Linked DNA regions of Mus musculus: all the other regions are linked to region 3. A link is a loop called in an ENCODE intact Hi-C map of the cell type or tissue named here. Cell type or tissue: left cerebral cortex. All regions are shown on one strand. Region 1 has its middle 120 kb from the start of Gm24319. Region 2 overlaps Gm31594 (a long non-coding RNA gene). Region 3 has its middle 62 kb from the start of Olfr1505. Region 4 has its middle 310 kb from the start of Gm46645.

Evidence for each region. Hi-C counts contacts between places; a loop is a spot of excess contacts. Peaks named below come from ENCODE experiments on the same cell type or tissue, not always from the same donor. Only the 100,000 strongest peaks of a DNase experiment are listed, where the experiment ranks them.
Region 1: it touches region 3 in a loop (6-fold over the local background); 14 of 42 quality-filtered maps call a loop at or near these places.
Region 2: it touches region 3 in a loop (7-fold over the local background); 21 of 42 quality-filtered maps call a loop at or near these places.
Region 4: it touches region 3 in a loop (13-fold over the local background); 25 of 42 quality-filtered maps call a loop at or near these places.

What each region holds. Positions count from the first base shown.
Region 1 is chr19:15,799,418-15,804,417 of GRCm38, reverse strand. No RefSeq gene overlaps it. Among named protein-coding and RNA genes, the nearest start is that of Gm24319, 120 kb to the right of the region's middle. In left cerebral cortex, a CTCF peak has its summit at 2,367 (motif pointing right); DNase peaks (open chromatin) are centred at 1,044, 1,753, 2,388, 2,907 and 1 more place; H3K4me3 peaks cover 1,268 bases; H3K27ac peaks cover 2,930 bases.
Region 2 is chr19:15,608,276-15,613,275 of GRCm38, reverse strand. All of the region lies in intron 2 of Gm31594 (a long non-coding RNA gene), which reads right to left. Among named protein-coding and RNA genes, the nearest start is that of Gm31594, 12 kb to the right of the region's middle. In left cerebral cortex, no CTCF peak of the experiment used is centred here; a DNase peak (open chromatin) is centred at 2,045.
Region 3 is chr19:13,978,851-13,983,850 of GRCm38, reverse strand. No RefSeq gene overlaps it. Among named protein-coding and RNA genes, the nearest start is that of Olfr1505, 62 kb to the right of the region's middle. In left cerebral cortex, CTCF peaks have their summits at 854 and 2,458 (motif pointing left); a DNase peak (open chromatin) is centred at 2,448.
Region 4 is chr19:15,032,788-15,037,787 of GRCm38, reverse strand. No RefSeq gene overlaps it. Among named protein-coding and RNA genes, the nearest start is that of Gm46645, 310 kb to the left of the region's middle. In left cerebral cortex, a CTCF peak has its summit at 2,018 (motif pointing right); DNase peaks (open chromatin) are centred at 965, 1,175, 1,435 and 2,033; H3K27ac peaks cover 532 bases.

The sequences.
Region 1 (5,000 bases), 1.8 Mb before region 3:
TTGTCTTGCATAGATGCATAGACCAGGGTTTCTTACCCTCTCCATGAGCATCACTTTGGAGTGGAATTTCTTGTGTTGGCTTCTAGTCTATGGATTATGATCTATTTAAAAGCACCTGCCCTCACAACTCCAGCCTCTGTAGTTTGATGTCAGTGGCATATTTCCAGATGTGATGAAAACATCTCTGGACTGTGACAAAGTTGTCGCTGGGCTGGTTGAGCCTCACTGGTTTCATGAGGGTGGCTGGTGAAGTCAGCACTTTACTTCATATCCTCTCTAACGGTGTCCTTGGATTTAAAGCTGAGTGGCTGGGTGCTGGGGATGTAGCTCAGTGGTAGGGAACTTGCCTAGGATGTGCCAGGCCCTGGATTCTGCCCTCAGAACCCTAAAATCAAACACAAACCAAAAAAATAAACAAACAAACAAAAAAACAAACAAAAAACCAAAAAACAACAACAACAAAAAAACCACACTAATAGTGTCTTTATTCTCTGCTTCTGGGGTAGCAGGCTTATTCTAAGACAAGAGTGCCTGTGTTTTAAGTAACACTTCTTGTGATTCTTACATTCTGGACATCCCATCATAAAACACAAGCCCGAAAGGCACACACCAAATATACTGCACTTCCTGATTGCCAGGGAGGGAGCGCGTTCTTGCTCCTCCTCTCCTGGATCCATGCAATAATTAGCCAAAGTAAAATGAATATTAGCCCATGCTTAGCTGCCTTACTGTGAGCTTGCCAGCACTGACCCAGTAGTGCTAAACCAATTATTTTTTGAACTTTATGGCTTTAAATAATCCCTTGCTCTAAAATTCCCTGTACCCCTCAGCTACTTAACCACAGGCCCCTCTGCCCTAAATCCTTTTCTTATACTTTGTAGCTTTTTAAGCAAGGCCCCTCTTTAAGAAGACATAATCCCTTCTCTGTAGAAAACATGAAAGACCTTGAACAAATCAAGATTTCTCCATGGAGAATTCAGTTAATCCTGCGCTTATTGCCTAACAAGGAAATCCATCTCTCCACCAAGCACGCCATTACCCGGACTAATGCCTGACTTGAATAACAAGCAAATTATTGTGCTTTTAATTGTACCCTGCCTGGTCACGAAGCACATCTGAGAGAGGGATGTGGCATCTCTTCCCGAGAAACAGGTCAAGCCTCTAATCCTCCTTTTCTTTTTGCCTTCCCCTCCCCCTCCAACCCTTTCTCTTCCCAGCAGCAGAAGGGGGGAAAAAGACAGCTAAATTATGTTTAAAATGGAAGAGCTAAAGAAGAAAAAAAGGCAGTAAATACTGACTTGGGAGAAGGAGAATTATCCTCTGTCTCTGCGGTGTGGCTCATTTGAGAACAATCAATGTTATCATAACCCCATTACCAGAGGGCGATCTCTCTCTCTCTCTCTCTCTCTCTCTCTCTCTCTCTCTCTCTCTCTCCCTCTCCCTCTCCCTCTCCCTCTCCCTCTCCCTCTCCCTCTCCCTCCCCCTCCCTCCCCCTCCCCCTTTTCTAAACCAGACTCCTAGTGCATCTGTGCTATTGACAGTTTGGGCTGGATAACTCTCTGCTGTGTGTGTTAGTGGTGGGTCTCTCCTGAATGCTGTAGAACGCTCAACACCTTGTCAAGTTGTGTCAATCCAAAATGTTCCAATATGATAACAAAGACTCTTGGATGTCATGCCAGTCACCCTGATTGAGAGTCACAAACCAAACCCAACATATTGCGATGGACTGGTTGTATATGATCGTCCATCTCTACACAAACGCTAATCAAATCAGGATTTTTTTAAAACTGGAAACCAGGGAGGCAATCATGTCCTTCATGTATGTAGAACAGAATGAAATAAAAGGCAGCCGAAGCATTTGTTGTCAGGAATAGGGGAGTTGCTTGTTTCAGGATCCAGGATGCAAAAAGACTTGGCATTTGATCCTCAGTGCACAGACAAGTGTCTCTGAATGCAGGAAGCTTTTGAATGCCCCTCCCCATCTTGCAGTCTTAGAAACTGGGCTTGTTTTGGGTGGGAGAAGGATGATATGAAGGTTTACAGCGTAAGAACCATTACCCAGAAGTGCTGATACCCAAGATAGTTGAGGTCGGATGGAGAAGTGGTGAGCCTCAAGCTCTTTCAGACAATGCCAGCCAACCATCCTGAGACCTGGAAACCAGCATCACGGAAAGCGCCCCACAGCGGAAGTATTAGTCACGCGCTGCACTGCACTTAGAGTTGCAACCTTAGAGGAAAACGCCGTCTTACTCCGAGGTACAAAGAATCAGCTTATTTTTAGAACTTACTAGAAGCTTTGTTGTCTGTCCTTTAGTGGCCTCGAGCAAATATGGGAGAGAAAGGCATTGCCGTTAACCTCCGTGACCAATAGATGGCGGTGTATCTCTTCCTGAGAAGCCAGGCTTGGCAGCAGCTGGTAAGACCTCCTTAAGCTAAGGAAGACAAGTGCCACTCGGTGTCCTCTGGAAGACAGGCATTTCCTCCCATTGTTGGCACAAACAGCTCCAAACAATTGTACTGACCACACACCTTCAAGCCACATTCCGGGGTGCTGCTGGCTGCCCTGGAGTGAATGCCAGGAAAACGAACCAAGCTGCTAATTTGCTTGATTGGGGGGCGGGGGGGGGGGGGAGGGGGGGAGAAGGAGCGGGAGAAGGAGGGGGAGAGGAAGATCTTGAGTAACAATGGGCATGATTTATTTTTCCAACACGAATAGGGGCAATGCTATTTTAGCCCCTCTTCCAACTGCTGAAGTAAATGAAAGCAGCCACCTAATTAGCCGGAATCACTAGCTAGCAGAGGAAAAATTTCTGCTGCGACTCAGGCTGGGGTGGGGAGTTGGGAGAACCGGGTGTGATGTTGGAGGAGGAGAATGGGTGGGAAGGAAAAGGAGGCCAGGCGAACAGAAGGCTTTTGTAGAGCCCCTGGCTGCCTGCAGTCTGTGGGCTGAGCTGGCCCCGACCCTGAGAGAACAAGGGAGCTGTGGTTCTTCACATTCATCTTCTGCAGGCGGAAAAAGCATCTGCTGCAAGACCGGTCTCTGAGTTGATTTTTAAAGTGCTACCGGTGTAGATGAATTAGCTTGGGAAAGAGAGTCCAGCCCTGTGTCGTCTGGCTGACCTGCTGGTGGGCTGTACCAGGACCCCGCAGGAAGGCTCTCTGATGCACCATTAGGGACATTTCAGGCTGATCTGAGACCAAATTTGGCTGTTGGTCAGGAATGAAACAAATACCTAGTTATAGACTGATCCTGACTAATTGTCCTTCTCTAGCAGGACATATGCGCCATCCCTACAAGGGCAGTATCAGGAACTATCAGCACAACAATGGGCAGGTAGGCGCTGTTGAAATCTTCCACTTCACGAACTGAAGTGCTAATTTATTTGTTCAGGGATGACTTTGGTTTTTTAGTTCGATATCACTCTAATTGAAATACTTCACTAATGCGATTTATCCCAACTGTAAACTGTCAGTTCCCACAGCTGTTGCCTTTTTTCAAGCAATCTGGCAAATGTGTACGGCTAAAAACACAACCTTAGGAGATTGAGAAGGAGCCTGCACAATTTTCTTCCCCCCCCCCTCAGCTGGCCCACATCACCCCTCCCCCCCCAGCCCCGCCCCTGAAAACCTTTGAAACCACACGCTCCTTTTCCATAGCCACACCCACTTCGATTTTGGACAGATCTGCTGTGTTTGGCTGATCAATGTCTGTCCTTCGTCTTCTAGACTTGTACCTGGTTTTCCTCAGGGGACATGTGTCTTTAGTGAGGTGGACTTTGGTCTTCTGTGCTGGGGTGGTGGACATGTTATCCAGATGTAATAAAAATCTTTATATTTCCACCTATTTTGGGCTCCTGATGGAGGGTCTTGCTCAAATTAGCAAAGCAACAGCCATAAAACCGAAAGGAGACCCAGTTAACTTTGAATTTTAGATAAACGATTATGTTCTTTTATTAAAGTGTATCTGAGATATTATATGGAACACACACACACACACATACACACACACACAAACCTGTTGTCTATCTGGAATTTAAGTGTAACGAAACACTGTATATTCTGCCCCATGATGCTATTTCTTCCTAAAGAAGTATTTGACCTAAATTGGTCAAACTAGAATCAGACTAGGACTTTTACAATAGCTTTAGAAAAAAATATGCTTAAATAAACTCAAGAAAAATCAGTTGAGCTACTGAAGAGGGAGGACCTGTGCTATGACTGTTAGTGGCTATTTCTCCTACTGTGTGGCAGCCAATGCCATGAAGGACAACCATGTCTCACTTGACCAGGTGGGTGAGCTGCTATTGAAGCTGGCCCTGTGCTCAGAGAAGAGAAGGTGACAATGGCTATATAGAATCACAGCTTTCTGCCTCTTGAAATAAGCCAATAAAATGTCAACCCTGGGTTGTGCCCACTGGGCACAGCTGTTTAGTCAAGAGAGTGTTGAATGGATGTCAGACAGTGCAAATAGCTGATGCCAACAGAACCCTTCTATTATTGCTCCTTCCTTCCTTCCTTCCTTCCCTCCTTCCTTCCTTCCTTCCTTCCTTCCTTCCTTCCTTCCTTCCCTCCTTCCCTCCTTCCTTCCTTCCTCCCTCCCTTCCTTCCTTCCTTCCTTCCTTCCTTCCTTCCTTCCTTCCTTCCCTCCTTCCTTCCTTCCTTCCTTCCCTCCTTCCCTCCTTCCCTCCTTCCTTCCTCCCTCCCTTCCTTCCTTCCTTCCTTCCTTCCTTCCTTCCTTCCTCCCTCCTTTCCTTCCTTCCTTCCTTCCTTCCCTCCTTCCCTCCTTCCCTCCTTCCCTCCTCCCTTCCTCCCTTCCTCCCTTCCTCCCTTCCTTCCTTCCTTCCTTCCTTCCTTCCTTCCTTCCTTCCTTCCCTCCTTCCCTCCTTCCTTCCTTCCTTCCTCCCTTCCTTCCTTCCTTCCTTCCTTCCTTCCTTCCTTCCTTCCTTCCTTCCTTCCTTCCTTCCCTCCTTCCCTCCTTCCTTCCTCCCTTCCTTCCTTCC
Region 2 (5,000 bases), 1.6 Mb before region 3:
CAGCATAGGATTCTAGTACTGAGCCTTCACTCTACCCTACATGCTTTTGAGCTCTATATATTTGCCCCTTTTCCTTTCCTGCAATATGGAGATGGAATTTCTTTACTCCCAAGCCTCAAGTGTCTGTGGTCAGCAGAGCAAATGTCTGTCCTATGGTCTGCATCTTAATTCCTGCATCTGAGACTATGCTATGCTTCGTGACCGAAGGGACTTTGTAGCTAGAAGGATGATGGTAAAACACAGAGGTTCGTCTGGATTATCCAAGTGAGAGAAGAGGTATGGGAAATAGCTCTAAGTGTTTTTTTCTTTGAGTTTGCTTGCAAAAGTAGAGAATGTTACTAGATAAGCTTAGAAGAAAGGGTTTCCCAGAATTAAAAGGAACCATGGTGATTGATCTTAGCTTAATAAAAGAAGTTGATCTCAGTGTAATGAATGCCAAGATTCACATCACAGAGTCCTTGAAAACTTTTCCTTGTGACTCTGTAAAACATTACTACCTGTGAGGAACCTCCACTTCACAGAACGTTCCCTTCAAGAAACGCACAGCCCTATGATAGAGATGGCTCAGTGGTTAAGAGCACATGTTACTCTTCCAGACTACCCAGGTTGGGTTCCTAGACCTATAGTGGATGGCTAGAACTGCCTGTGACTCCTGGTTCAGAGGATCTGATGCTCTCCATTGGTATTCATGGGAACTGCCCAAATACCATGCACATCAAGACAAAACAGGCACACGTATGAACATACATGTACAATTTTTTTAAAATCCTAAAATAATTGTATACTCCTAGCTCTTAAATAACTTACATGAAATCATATCATGTTGTCTCATACTGCCCACTAGTTAACTCCTTTAATAATCAAGACATTGAGGCCCAGATGACTTCAAATGCATTTATTATTGAACAGAATAAGGATTCTTCCTATTTTGTTGAGGACAGGGGCCTGATTTTGGGGGCCACGTTCAGGACTCTATCTAGAGAGATGGGTCAAAATATTTTGGGGAATATGTCAGTATAAATTAAGATAGCTTCATGAGACTCAGTGGATAAAGTGTCTAGACTGATAATACTATTTTTTGGTTGTGAGCCTAGCCTTTAGTGCCGAGCCATATCTCTAGCTCTTGATAACCCTATTTTGATCCCTGGGACCCACAGAATGGAAGAAGAGAACCATTCCTGTAAGTTGTTCCTCTGACTTACTTACATACACTCACTGTAGTATACTCCCCAAATAAATTTCAAAATGCAATTAAAAACCAGCTTCATGGAGTATATTTTATTAGTATTTTTACTGCTTTGTCCCCTGATCAGTATATAACTTACAGTTGCTACTAAATATATGCTTGTTGGTTCAATTAAATCAGCTTATAATAACAGACACCAGAAATGAGTAAATTAGAAATCATAAAAAACAACTTGGATAATAAAATTTGGCTCATCACCTTGTGAAAAAGACATACTTTAAATATAGCGGGATTTCTTCTGCCCAGATATGTAAGTGCAACACATCTTAAGGGAACCTGTGCTTTCCAGAAGGGCTGCAGGTAAAGGATAGAGGAAACCTGTGATCTCCGTGAGAAACCAAGAGGTCACTGCCTGTTACTGAAGAGAATTTAGGACTTCTCTGCTTGAAGGCAGATCTAATGAGTCCATGTAGGGAGCTGTAACCTCCCTGTAACACAGGCTATGGACCTTGCACAATTAATCAGTGTTATGGCATAACAGCTCAAATATGGAAATTCTAAAGGACCTACATGTTGACAAATGGCCAATTTATGCTAAGATCCATCAAGTGTGCTGGAGCATTTGGAACTATCACTGCACAATCATGACATGGTCATTATCGGGTCGCAAATCGTCCAAGGAAATGACATGCCTCAGGAGGCAAGATTCGCCTGCGGAGCCTGCCTCTTTCTAAACTCAGTGTGTGGCTGGCTTGCTGTAAACGAAGCAATCCAGCATGTAGATGAGCTCCTGTGTGGCAGCTGCATGGCGGAAAGCAATTATAACACAGAGGCGACTCTGCAAGCAAGAACCAGGCCCCTGAAATATGACCACGTCCGCCTCACCACCAACGGAGATGCCAAACTGAAATACACACATAGTCGTAATGGAGAGAGAAGCCTGAATATATAATAGCGAGGAGAGGAACTAGGGATGCTCTCAGCATCCTCCACGGAAACTGTGCTTGGCAGAGGCTGTCTTGGAAAACTCATTAGCTCCTTTGAACTCGGAAGATAGGACTCTTCCAGGGACACTGCAGTCCACTGTTCCCTTTAATAATGTGCAGGGTAGTAGAGAGAAGGCATCACACATTTTCTTTTTGTTGACTACACGAGTCATTGCCATCACTCCCCTCTTCTTAGACATACACTTTGTCAGAAAAGCATGGGCTTTGGGCCAGGAGGACTGACCCAAAGGATGTGAAGATTGACAGATGGCAGGCCTTGACTGACCAACCAGGTTTTACAACACATAGCTCCAAGGCTTGGTTTGATATTTGAGTATAGATATCAAAGCTTGGGCATGAATGATTCCGTCTGCACATCTTATGTTCTGCAGAGGCAGGCATAGTTAGTTGTTCTGCAGAGTGAGAGATGTCACCTAGATATAGAGACAAGAGATTGCACTGCGGGGCTGGAGAGATGCCTCAGTGGTTAAAAGCACTGGCTGGTCTTTTAGAGGCCCTGAGTTCATTTCCAGAAACCATATGGTAGCTCACAACCATCTATAATGGGATCTGATGCCCTCTTTTGTCCTGCAGTCATACAGACAAATAGAGCACTAATCATGTGTGTGTGTGTGTGTGTATGTGTGTGTGTGTGTGTATCTCCCACAGAGATGTAGTTTAGCTTCTGATTTGGATCCTTAGTTTCAGCCTCTTATGAGGCCTGTGATAACTTCTATTCTTGGATTCTGTGAGCCAGCCACATGTGGGTTTACAAATACAACCTTTTTGACTCTGCTAAGGAACAGAATTTGTTTAGGTGATTCAGGTTTATCATCTTCCTCAAAACAACCACCATTCAAGACAGACATAGCTGCTTCAGCTCTTTATGCTGGGAATGGTCTCTTCAAAGTCACACGGTCAGTAAATGGGGGGAGTGGTGATTTCTATTGAAGTTGCATTTGCATCGAAATTGATTTTACATTTTCTATGCAATCATTAAACCACCTACTATATAGTAAATGATTTATGCTATAATTTGAGAACAGAATCTATGTTGCATTACTGAATCAACTTGAGAGTATGACTAGAAACCAAATCATCTTTATTTAAATAGCTAATACTGCTTGTGTTTACTTGTGAGTTGAAACTTGCACATGCCCTGAAGAAAATAATCATATATAAGTGTTTCTCTGAGGTAGAGAGGGGTAAGTGTATCACCTAGAGTTATCATCATCTGGAAAAGTTTGTAACTTAAAATTAAATCTTCATTATCATGAAGGCAAGATTGGGGTTGTATTTTATAAAAAGAAAGAGGAGGCCAGGTATATGTTTGTAGGAGGCGTGGTAAAGTGTGGGGGAAAGGGGTGCCTCTGTGGGCCCATGAGGAGGCATCCCTTCCCCCTAAGGTACCAGCCACAGGACAGTATAGTATAAAATAGAGTTTATTCAGGGCATAGAGAGGGAGTTGAGAGAAAGGCAGAGAGAGGGGGGAGGGGAGTGAGGAGAGGGAGGATCAGGAGCAAGAGGAGAAGAGCAAGAGGGCAAGAGAGAGAGAGAGGAGGGGGCAGGCAGTCCCTTTTATAGTGAGTCAGTCACACCTGGCTATTGCCAGGGAACTGTGGGGCAGAGCCTAGACTAAATGCCAACAATAGGTAATTCCATTTAGAGGGCAAAACTAGTATTTGCCATAAAGAGAATCAAAATATTCTGCTCATTGGTGATTGATTCTCTATTTGGGCAAGGGAGGTGGAAAATGATTTTTCCTTTCCATCAATTACTAAGCAACATTTGGCTCTGCCTGTAGTTATATTCAATAGCCACCACTGGAGAAGAAGAGAGGCTGCTACTGGCTTTTTGTGGGTAGAGCAAGAGATGTGTGCTGCAGTGAACAGGACAATACTCTCCCGGCAGAGAACTGTCTGGCTTCAGATGCTGGGAGTGCTGGACTTAAGAGTTACTCACATGTCCTCTGGGGCTAGTACCCTGTCTGAAAAGCTCATTTTCAGAACAATATTAATTTGAGACTTTTGGGTGGGCCACTGTTTATATATATATAATACTTTACTTTGGAGTGCCAGTATACCCGTGGATTATCATCTATTTAAATGTCAGCAATTTTTTTTTTCATCTAATTGAAAATTTTTTCAGTTAAAAAAATTGGCCAGCCTCTTAGACCCTGGAAAAGTGGATGTGGCTTATCACACAGGAATTTCCAACATTGAGACTAAAGTCGGAGGTAGAATGAGCCCAGGAGAAACCTGTGGCAGGCAAAACCACTATATCCTTTATGCACTAAAAATGACTTAGAAACTAATAAAAAGAGAGAAATACTACCCAAGTGCTCAAGAACTGTATAACACAGATTAAAATTTCTAGATATGAAACATAAGATTTACTAATGTTAAAAGAATTGTTAAAGAAAACATGTTCAAGACAGGAAATATTGCCCTTGAATCTTATAACAGAGTGATTTCTTCTGGTTTGTTTTCCATTTATGAATACATGAGGAAATATAGTTCACCCCATTTAGTTCAGTTTGGATCTGTCCAATTAAACAAACAACACTGTGCAACATCTCTATTTAATCATCAAAACTAGAATTTATTCTATAACTCAGACTCTTATACCATTAGAACATCATTTTCCTTCAGGTGAATGAACACAGAGATATATTACCTTAGTTATGGCATGTATAGGTTCTATCATCTGTGGCTGTACATTATAGATCATATACATTATATCCTATGAACACAATGAACATGTGTTAATACTGTTGTATGCCTAACTTCCAATTATCCTTTGCAAGGGGGCTGGGGGAAAAAAAAACC
Region 3 (5,000 bases):
GGATTTGAGGCAATGTCTGTATAGGTGAGTTGTTGAACTTTGTTCACTGTTAGGGTTAATTTTGCGGATAGAGTTAGGATAGGTTTAGGTCAGCGTTATGGCTTATCATTCTGGTTAGCATTACAGTTAATGCTAAGCATAAAGACAGTTTTCAATATCAGGATTTTATTTATGATAAATTGTTGTCTTAGGGCTCAAGTGAAGCTAGGATCAAGATTATTGTTCAATCAAAGTCTTAGAGTTATAAGGGGTTGGACTTTACGGTCTGGTCTGGGTTTTGTTTAAGATCAGAGCTATTGTTTGGCTACGACTCAGGGAAAGAGTTTCATGTAGTAATAGGACAAGAGTTATATTTAGTGTTACAAACTGGTCTATGACCAGTGCTAGACCTAGTTTTATTATTCAGGCTAGATGTTGACTGGGTTGGGGTTTTGTCTTTAGTCTGATTAGAGCAATTGTAGTGTTAATATTATTGTTAGTGTTAGGTCTAGAGATATTTTAGGTTTATTTCTACGATGAATGTGAGAATTAGTTGTAGGGTTTGATTTATATCACTCCAAGGTCAATGTGAAGGCTATGAATGGTTTCAGGTGTATTTATAAGGATAATATTAGAGTTAGAAGTAGGATTATTGCTAGAGTTAAGGCTGGGAGCAATATTGGTATTTATTTCCCCCCTGATTTTATGTTAGAGCTAGAGCTAGGTTCATGGTACATGTCAGAGTTAGGTTTGTCATCAGGACTAGTGTTAATCTTGGGGTTAGGGTTAGAGCCAGGTTTGTGTTTAGGGTTAGGACTGGTGGCCGAGCTAGGAACAGGATAGTTGATGGGGACAGGTTAGGATTTGCTGCAAATTTTGTGTAACAGCTCCATTTAGTGGTAGAACAATGTTTACGGTTATTTTTAGACTTCGTTTTAGGTTTCAGACTGGGGATATAGTAACAATTATACTGAGTGCTCATGATGTGTTTAGGGCATTTGAGCTAGGATTTGGTAGGTAGTCACACTGGATGTATGATTAGATTTAGGATTAGGATTAGGGCTCAGGTTGGGACTAGGGTCATAGATAGGGTGAAGTTTAGAGTTAGAACTAAGACAAAGTTAAGGGTTAGTTTTAGGGTTAAGGCTAGAGTAAGAGCCAGTGTTTGGGTTAGGTTTAGAGACTTGTTTCTTGTCATGCTTAAGGTTATGGATATGGATTCTGGATATAGACATAGATGTGAATATGGCTTTTTTGGTTATGATTGTAGTTAACATTGGTTTTATAATTAAGATGCCAAGATTAGCATTAGTGTTACTGCTTGGAGTGGAGCCATGGTTAGTTGTAGACTTAGATTACGTTTAGAGCTAGGTTTAGGCTTAGGTTTCAATCCAAATTACATTTGAAGTGTTTGATGGCAAAATTTTGTTATGTATGGTAGAGGTTAGTGCTGGTTTTAGGACTAAGTTTAAGGATGGTGCTGGGCGTATCATGTGGGTAAGTGGTTGTCTTAGGGTTTTAATGCTGTGAACAGACACCATGACCTAGGAAATTCTTATAAAGGACAACATTTAATTGAGGCTGGCTTACATGTTTAGAGATTCAGTCCGTTATCAAGGTGGCAGCGTGGCAACATCCAGGCAGACCTGGGGCTGGAGGAGCTGAGAGTTCTACATCTTGTTCCAAAGGCAGCTAGGAGAAGAGTGGCAGCTAGAACAATGGTCTTAAAGCCGACATCCACAGTGAAATATCTACTCCAACAAGACCATACCTACTCCAATAAGGCCACACACTTCCTAATAGTGGCAAGCATATACAAACCATCACAGTGGTATAGTTGGTGTTAACATTTAGTATACCATTAATTTTAGAGGTAGTTTTACTATTTGGGCTAAATATAGGCTTTAGACTAGTGTTAGGTTTGTTTGTTTGTTTGTTTTTGCTATGGACTGATTATGGCAATTGTATGGTTATAGATAGAGAAGGTAGGGCTTGTGTTAGTCTCACTGTTAGTGTTAAGGTTGAAGTTAGGGTTAGGGTTAGCTTATTATTAGTGTCTGGCAAAGGATAGAGTTTTAGTTTTTTTGTTTTTTTTTTAATGTTACAATTAGACCTAATGTTAGAATATAGTTAGGCCTTGCTAGTGTTAGGGTTAGGAACAGTTTTACATATATTTCTAAGTTTAATGTTAGTGTTAGTAATAGGAACAGGGATAGAGTTAGGGTTAGGGTCTGTAATTGGTGTTATTTTATAGTTTAGTTTTAGAGTTAGAGGCAAGCTTATGGTTAAGTTTAGGGGTGGTTTTTGTTTTTGTTTACTTCTTTTGTCTGTTTGTTTAATTTGTTAGGATTATGGTTAGTCTGTATGGCTAAGGCTAAGTTTAGGTTTATGGTTAGGACCAGTGTCAGAAGCAGTGTTTAGAGTACAGCCTTCCTTTAGAGTTTGCAATAAAGATAGAGCAACACCGCCACCTAGTGCTAGAACTAATATTAGCATTTGCGTTTCTGTTTTTTAATTTTAATCTACAAATGTGTTTAAAATGGACCTCTTGACTTTAAAAAAAATTAATCACTTGACTTTTTAAAATACATTTTTCAAAGAAAAATTGTGGGTAGTGGGGGGTTGGGACATTCTCGTGGAGACAGGGGGTGGGGAGGAGGTATGGATGTGGAACAGTCCGAGGGTGGACTGGGATTGGGGGTGGAGGTGTGTGAATAAATCTGGAGTGTAAACAAACAAACAAAACAAATGTATGCTACAAAAATAAATATTGCATCAATCTTGCTGTTATAAAAATTATGTAAAATATATTATGACCTTGATTTCCTCTCTTCTATATATCTTTCTAACTTTCCTCCACTCAACTCCACAGCCTTTCTCTCTGTCTGTCTCTGTCTCTCTTTTTCTCTCTCTGAAGAAAATTTGTTTTTGTTTGTTTTCCTGTTTGTTATGGTTAGTTGTTTACTTGGTTTTACTGTTTATGCTGTCTGTATGTTTAAAATGTGGTTTAGAACTGCTAATACATTTAGGGCTATTGTCTAAGCCAGGGTTAGTTTTGGGATGACACGTAGGTTTTGGGTTAGTATCGAAGTTATATCTCAGTTTAGCATTAGTGTTAATTTTAGGTTTAGGGCTGGCAGTAGGACTTGATTTACGGTAGGATGAGGACAAGGGCTAGAATTAGGACTTCATTTAGGGTTAAGACGAGGGATAAAGACAATGTCTGGGTTAAGTGTAGAACTTGCGTGTTATAAGGGTTAAGTTTATGGATAAGGTCAGGGCTAGTTAGGTTATGGTTATGGCTTTGCCAGGATTAGTGTTACGGCTATGATGGCATTTATGGTTAATTGTAGGCTAGGGTTAAAATAGGTTTAGATTTAAACGTACAAATAAGTTTCTCTGAGGATTAAATTTAGAATTTAGGGTCAATAGTATGTGAAGTTTATGATTTAGTTTACAGATGCAGTTTGGTTTATCATTATGGTAATGGTTACAGTTAGTGGTAGCAAATTGTTCGGTTTAGTTTTAGAGTATGGGAAATATGTAGGTTTTAGGTTAGGGTTTGGCTTGGATCTTAGAAGAGTCATGTTTAGGTTAGGTTTAGGGTTAGGGTTAGAGGGTCTGAGGTAGACAAGATTAGGGTTCAAGTTAATTTTTGGATTTGGATTAGTGTTCATTTTGGGGACAAAGTTAGTAGTAGTCTCTTCTTCAGATCACTGCAGGGCTGGTGCTAGGGTTAGGGTTATTGTTAGGATTATACCTGGATTAGTGTCAGGGAAAGTTTTACTTTTTTTTTCTAAGTATGATGTTTGAGTTTAGGGTTAGGGTTAGGGCTAGGGCTAGGATTTAAGTTATTTCTAAGTTTAGAGTTAGAGGTAATTTTAAGGTAGAAATTCAGGCTAGATTTGTCGTTAGGGGTAGTGTTAATCATGAGGTTAGTGTTAAAGGTAGGTTTATATTTAGGGTTAGAATTGATGGCTGGCCAGATTAGCAGTAGAAGCATAAAGTTATTGTAAGTGCTACAGTTAGTATTAGAACTCATTTAAGTTTTGTTTTTGATCTAGTTTAGGGTTCTGGTTGGAGTAGATTTCAATTTCTTTTAGGGATAAGTCTATATTTTGATCTAGTGTTTGATCTGTGGCTAAAATAAGGGCGTAATCAAGGGTATGGCTTAGTTTTCAGTTAGTTCTTAGTTAAGTATTGTGGAAAAGGTTAGAGACAGTGATATGACTGAGATTGAATTATGTTTTTTTAAGGCATAGTTTTAGATTTAGACTAGGGACAGAGACAGTGTTTGGATCAGGTGTGGATATTAGTGTTATGGTTAAGGCTATGGCTAGGGTTAGGGGTAGGTTTTGGTTATTGTTATGATTACTGAGAGGGTTAGAGTACAGGTAAGGGGCAGATTGCAGTTATGGTTACTTGTAGGCTTAGTCTATATTAAGAACTCGATGTAAACTTAACAGTGTTGTTATATGAAGTAGATTAAGGTTTGAGGTATGGTTAGGGTCAGTGCTAGAGTTAGGTTTAGGAATAATATTAGGCACAGAGTTTAGTTTTACATTAAGAAAATGAACACAGTCTTAAACAGTGATGCATCCAGGCATGCAACATGTGGCTGAGACCGCACCACCTTGAGGAGTACCTACCACCTCTCAGACTCAACACCTGCCCAGAGTTGGGGCAGGTTGGCTGGGACATGATGCTAGCTGTAGACAGTAGAAGCCAAGGCCTGGAAGTCCTGAGAAAAGACATCACTGAAGACCTCTGAACTGGTAATATAAAACAGAATGGAAAATTCCCAAAGAAAAGAGTTTAGAGATACATAGATACAGAGATAAATACATAAGTTTAGAAGCAATAAAAGAGAAAAAATCGAAATGTCTTGTAAGTACACTTAGACACTAAAAAGGGGGAAAGATACTGAGAGTATACAGTGATGAAAAGAAATTTTAGGTTAAAAAGTAATAAAGTAAAGTCTCCGATGGACGGAGAGAGGAGAAGTAGGTATGTGCATAGAC
Region 4 (5,000 bases), 1.1 Mb before region 3:
ACTATGTCATCCAGGCTGACCTTAAACTTCTGGACTTAGTCCTCCCCAGCCATGAGTATAGCTCAGGCTATAGACATGTCCCAATGCATCTGTCTCATGTCTGTTTCTTAATTATTTCAAACCTAGACAGCACAGACCAGCACCTGACTTGAGATCCTTTGAAGCTTTCCTGAAGTGAGTGTCTAGCTGCCGTTGCATCCTCTTTTCCTTTTGAGTATGTTAGAGTGACGCAATGCAACAGACTTCTACCCAGGAAGGTCCTTAATTGTTCCTCAGGCAGTACTGGTACTACAAACAAAAATTGAAGTGATGCACTTAGACTAGAACCTTAGCTTATTTGCATTGCTGCCCTTTATGAAGTTATAATATTCAACCTCATCATTGTGCAGCCCATGAATTCCACAAACCAGTTGTAAAGCTTCTTCCTTAGCCACTGGGCACAGTCTACTGAAGCTCCACTGAAGAGATGCTAGATATTTTTCTAGAACCTCAGACCAAACATTTTATCAAGAGCAGTACCAAGATCAACCTTTTAGGGAAAACATATTTAACCTTTGTGTAAACTAAAAGAGGACAGTCATGGTTAGCTATGTATTGTGCAAGGACATAAAGCAGTCAAGATGATAAAACCAGAACTTCAAATGGGTTACCATATCAGCTCTATTTCCCCATGTGCTGTTTATTGGCACATTTGATATGCAAAGCTCTCTGCTGATCCCTTTTCTCTACAGTTCCCATAATGCTGTGAGCAGGAACTAGCAATAGCCTTTCAGAGTGAAAGAACTGAAGTTTAAAGAAATTAAAGTGTCTTTCCCAGGGCCATTGGTAATGATGGGACTGAAGAGTAAAGCTCTTAGCAATAGTTCCCTTCCCCTTTTCTCCTGCTGTATCACGCCTCTCCTGAGTCTGGCTCTGCCTCCAGTTCAGAAGCTGCACTAAGTTGCACAGCTCCGTGCACTTTCATATGGTATCTAATTTAAACCTCATGAAGTGCTACATGAGTCATATTATCACCTAAGATCACATAAGAGTTAGGAAGTAGAAGAAATGTATTTGAGCGTCAGCTCTACAGAGCAGACATTTGAATCCCAGTTTTAACCCAAGTCAAAATTTGATAAATTTCTATTTTAAAAGCTTTGATGGTAATCTCTCCCGATTCACAGCCTCGAGGCCTATGGGAGGTAGAAGACAGGACACAGAGAGGACACTGCCAAGAGAACTCAGTGCATACATAAGGCAGCTGCTTGGGCTTTCATTGTACTTGCATTTCCAATGGGAGGATTTGCTTTAATAAGCCCTAGTGAATTCTTCTGACTCCCAATGCAGACAGCTATTTGCCTCAATATGATGACAGCATATTTCCCTTTTGGAATGTTGAATGAAGGGTTGAGATAATGGTCAGTCCTCCCCCTTCTGATGAAAAGAGAAGGCTGGGAGAACACAGCAGCTTTGACGTTTGTCAGCTTGTTAGCCGGAGTCTTCAGGACATGTCTTTATTTCTGTAGTCAGCCCTAGTTGGCGCTAACAAAGAGTGACTGCAGTCTGGGTATAGAGGAAATTTCATTACTGTGTTAAAAATAATTGAGTAAAGAGACCAAGAAATAAGGCCAAGTTGGATGCAAAATGTAAGATGTAAGGCCAAACATAAGATGAAACCATGCTTATTCGGGTTACTTAAGGGGTAACAAACTGCTGTTTTGAAAACTAGTTGTTTGGGGACATCTCATGTATAGAAATATTGGACATCATCTGTAATTGTGCTGAGTAATGAGAAAGACACACCTGCTTCAAGGCTAATATGATAATGACTGTATGAGAGACCAGAGGAAAGATATCTAGGGTTATACTTTCTGACTTTTGGGGCTTGTTCTGCTAAAAACAAAAGCCTCATTAGGGGAGTTTGAAATGAATTATATTTCTCCATTTCTCTCACAATTAATTTTCAGACAGCCCAGTTACAATTTTCAAGTTAGATGCTTTTGCCCTGAGCAGGGTGGCATGAGACAGCTGAGGACCAGCAGAGGGCAGTGCTGAGCTGACGCTGGCTCTGGCACTTACTTGGGGCTATAAAATTGTGCTTGTTATTAAATGAAATCTTACGGCTAACTCAGCCACAGAGGAAATTAAACTGCTAATTATGTGTGTTTAAACCACTAAAAAGGGCCCGGTTGTTGCTCTGGATTTCAAGAAACACCTACCTCATCTCTGGATTTAAAATATGCAATTATGCCTAGAAATAGTACCTTTTAACAATTATATGCAATATATATTTTTTAATTTGTAGACTTATCTGTTTGCATAGCCTATCTCTTTTAAAGCAAATAAGCAATATATTGGTGGCTTTAGCATTGTCATTTCCTTATAGAACATGCCAGTGACTTTAACTGAGCAATCCATGCTCAATTTACATACAGGTCAGAGTTTTAAAGGATTACCATATTATTTTTTGGTTTTAAAAAATAACCATATTAATCTTATGATAGCACACCACACACATACACACACACAGAACAGAACAACAAAAACAAACACATTAAAAAAACAACAACAACAACAAAAAAAAAAACAGGATTTCTGCGGAGACAAAAATTTGCAAACCTGGAAAAAGATCTAGGTTTTTTGTTTGTTTGTTTTGCTTTGTTTTTCCAAGAAAACCTAGTTTTCTGAAAAGAAGAATAATGATTCAACTGTAGGTGATGTCATTGTCAAATTAGCCTCATGACTGAGTGAAACAGTCATCTCAGAGAGGATGAATGGGCAACAAGCACCCAAGACCGGGTGGGGACTGTGCCTGGCAACTTGGTAGCTCTCCATGCATCACCCTACAAGCCAAGGGGAGAGAGAATTTATTTGAGGTAGCAACAAAAAAAATATATAAGTAGGAATTGACCATGAGGCTCTGTCAGCTGAATGATTGTGTGGCTCGGGCCCTTGCGTACCCAACTTGTTTTCATTTTTATATTCTCGAGATCTAACTTTTCATAGTGTTTTCCCAAGGCCAGCTGGAGTGCCTTTCCCCCTTCTAAATTGGAATCTGCATTTCAACATGTCTGCAGATGATTGGCCTGATTTGAGACGTGCTATATATTGGGTCTTATAGCTAATAATTTCATTTCTCACCAAAATTCATTTCCCAGCATTTTAGTATAGAAATGGTTCATAAAGCCCCAAATTACTCATTTGCAATTAATTAAAGGAAGTTTTTGTGTGTATGCCAAATGCTGCTGTTTCCCCTTTTGCGACAAACAAACTGTTTGAAAATCTGTAACGGATTCCTTTTTCCAGCTGGATCTAACACACTGGCCATTCCAGACTTCAAGAGATTCCTAGAAGGATGAATGCCACCCACAACAGGCTCTTGTGGATTTACTTTCTGCGGTTGGCCCTGCTGAGAGCCAGCTCCAGAGTTCACCACCCTGTCACGGCTCTTCTGTCCACTTTACTGCATGCCTTTTATGGGTGTCATGAAAAAATGATAATGACCCGTTTTCTTACCCATCAAAAGCTATAAACCAGAAGCCTCTCCCACGTTCCTGGAGCAAGAAGGGCAGTGTGGCTAAGTCAGCCTGTCAGAAATGATGAGGCTCTCCACCTTGGCGAGTGAGATTAATCTAAATCAAATACTTCCCAGCTTGCCAATTGTAGCTAATTCCCTTGGGGAAGTACAAGAGCTACGCGAAGCGGGTACAATCTGCTCAAACCTTTGGTAAGGCCAGGCAGGTAAAACCCTCTAAGCTTGTTAATGTCTTGTCCTGCTAGGCTCTAGGATGGACTCAGAAATCGCTACTGCGCCTCAACCCCACATTACAAAGAAATGATGCTTTCAGAGATGCAAACCAAATATCCCAGGTTACACAGCTGATGGCTTGGTTCTGTGCAGACAGCCCTAGTACCTTGATGAAACTGCTCCCCACGTTGCCTTCCTTCTTCTGGGCCAGGAATCATCAGGCGGCCTAAGGTGCCAGGCTTTGCACTTTGCAAGCCGTGAGCTGAAATACTCCTGCAACAAAGGAGAGTAACTTATGCCTGCCTGTGTGTAGGCTGTGGGCAGTGGAAGAGGCAGGCTCTCGGGCTGCTGAATGTGTATGCCTCTAGGAGTGGGGGAAGGCGGGGATCCCCCACCCTAAGATGTAGAGTGGGCCCCTGAGGCTCAAAGGCCAGGAACAGGAAGGACTCCCTCGGTGACAAAGCAGGCTACCTCAGTGACCTGTCTATTCCACCTAAAGCAAAAGGAGAGGCCTGAGGACCCCAGGTCCAGCCTACCCAGTTTAGCAAAAGAAACTGCAGCAATAACATGAGATTTCCTTTTGCTTTGTGAGCACTAACTCGGGCCTTCCCCATGAAGCCCTTTTCCCTCTCTCTATCTTGGTAATAGGGATACCGGAGGCAGCAGTGAGCTGGAGAGGGCAAATACCCAGAATGAAGTGTTTGTCTGTGGGGCTTTTAACTGTGTTTGTTTGTTTGTTTGTTTTGTTGTTGTTTATATCAGACTTTTTGCAATTGATTTTACCTCCATGAAATAAGTCCCATTCTTTTTAGTACACAGTTCTATGAGCTTTGATAAGCAAGCCCCACAGTCTTGAAAATACAGGAGATGGCTCAGTGGGTAAGAGTGTGACTGCCCTTCCGAAGGTCAGGAGTTCAAATCCCAGCAACCACATGGTGGCTCACAACCATCTGTAATGAGATCTGACTCCCTCTTCTGGAGCGTCTGAGGACAGCTACAGTGTACTTGCATATAATAAATAAATAAATCTTTTAAAAAGAAAAAGAAAAAAAAAAAAAAGAAAATACAGAACACTCTCTCACTTACCCCTAAAATCAACAGCTCACCTTTATAGCCAACTCTCACCCCAAGCCCCAACCAAGTCTCTTTTCTGTCCCTACAGTGCTACCTTAAGTACTTAGGTTTATTTATTTTTACAACCTTTCTTCTTTCACAGTAACTGGAACAGAGGTCAGTTAGCATAGTCAGACAGAGATCAGGCAGTTCAAGCCAG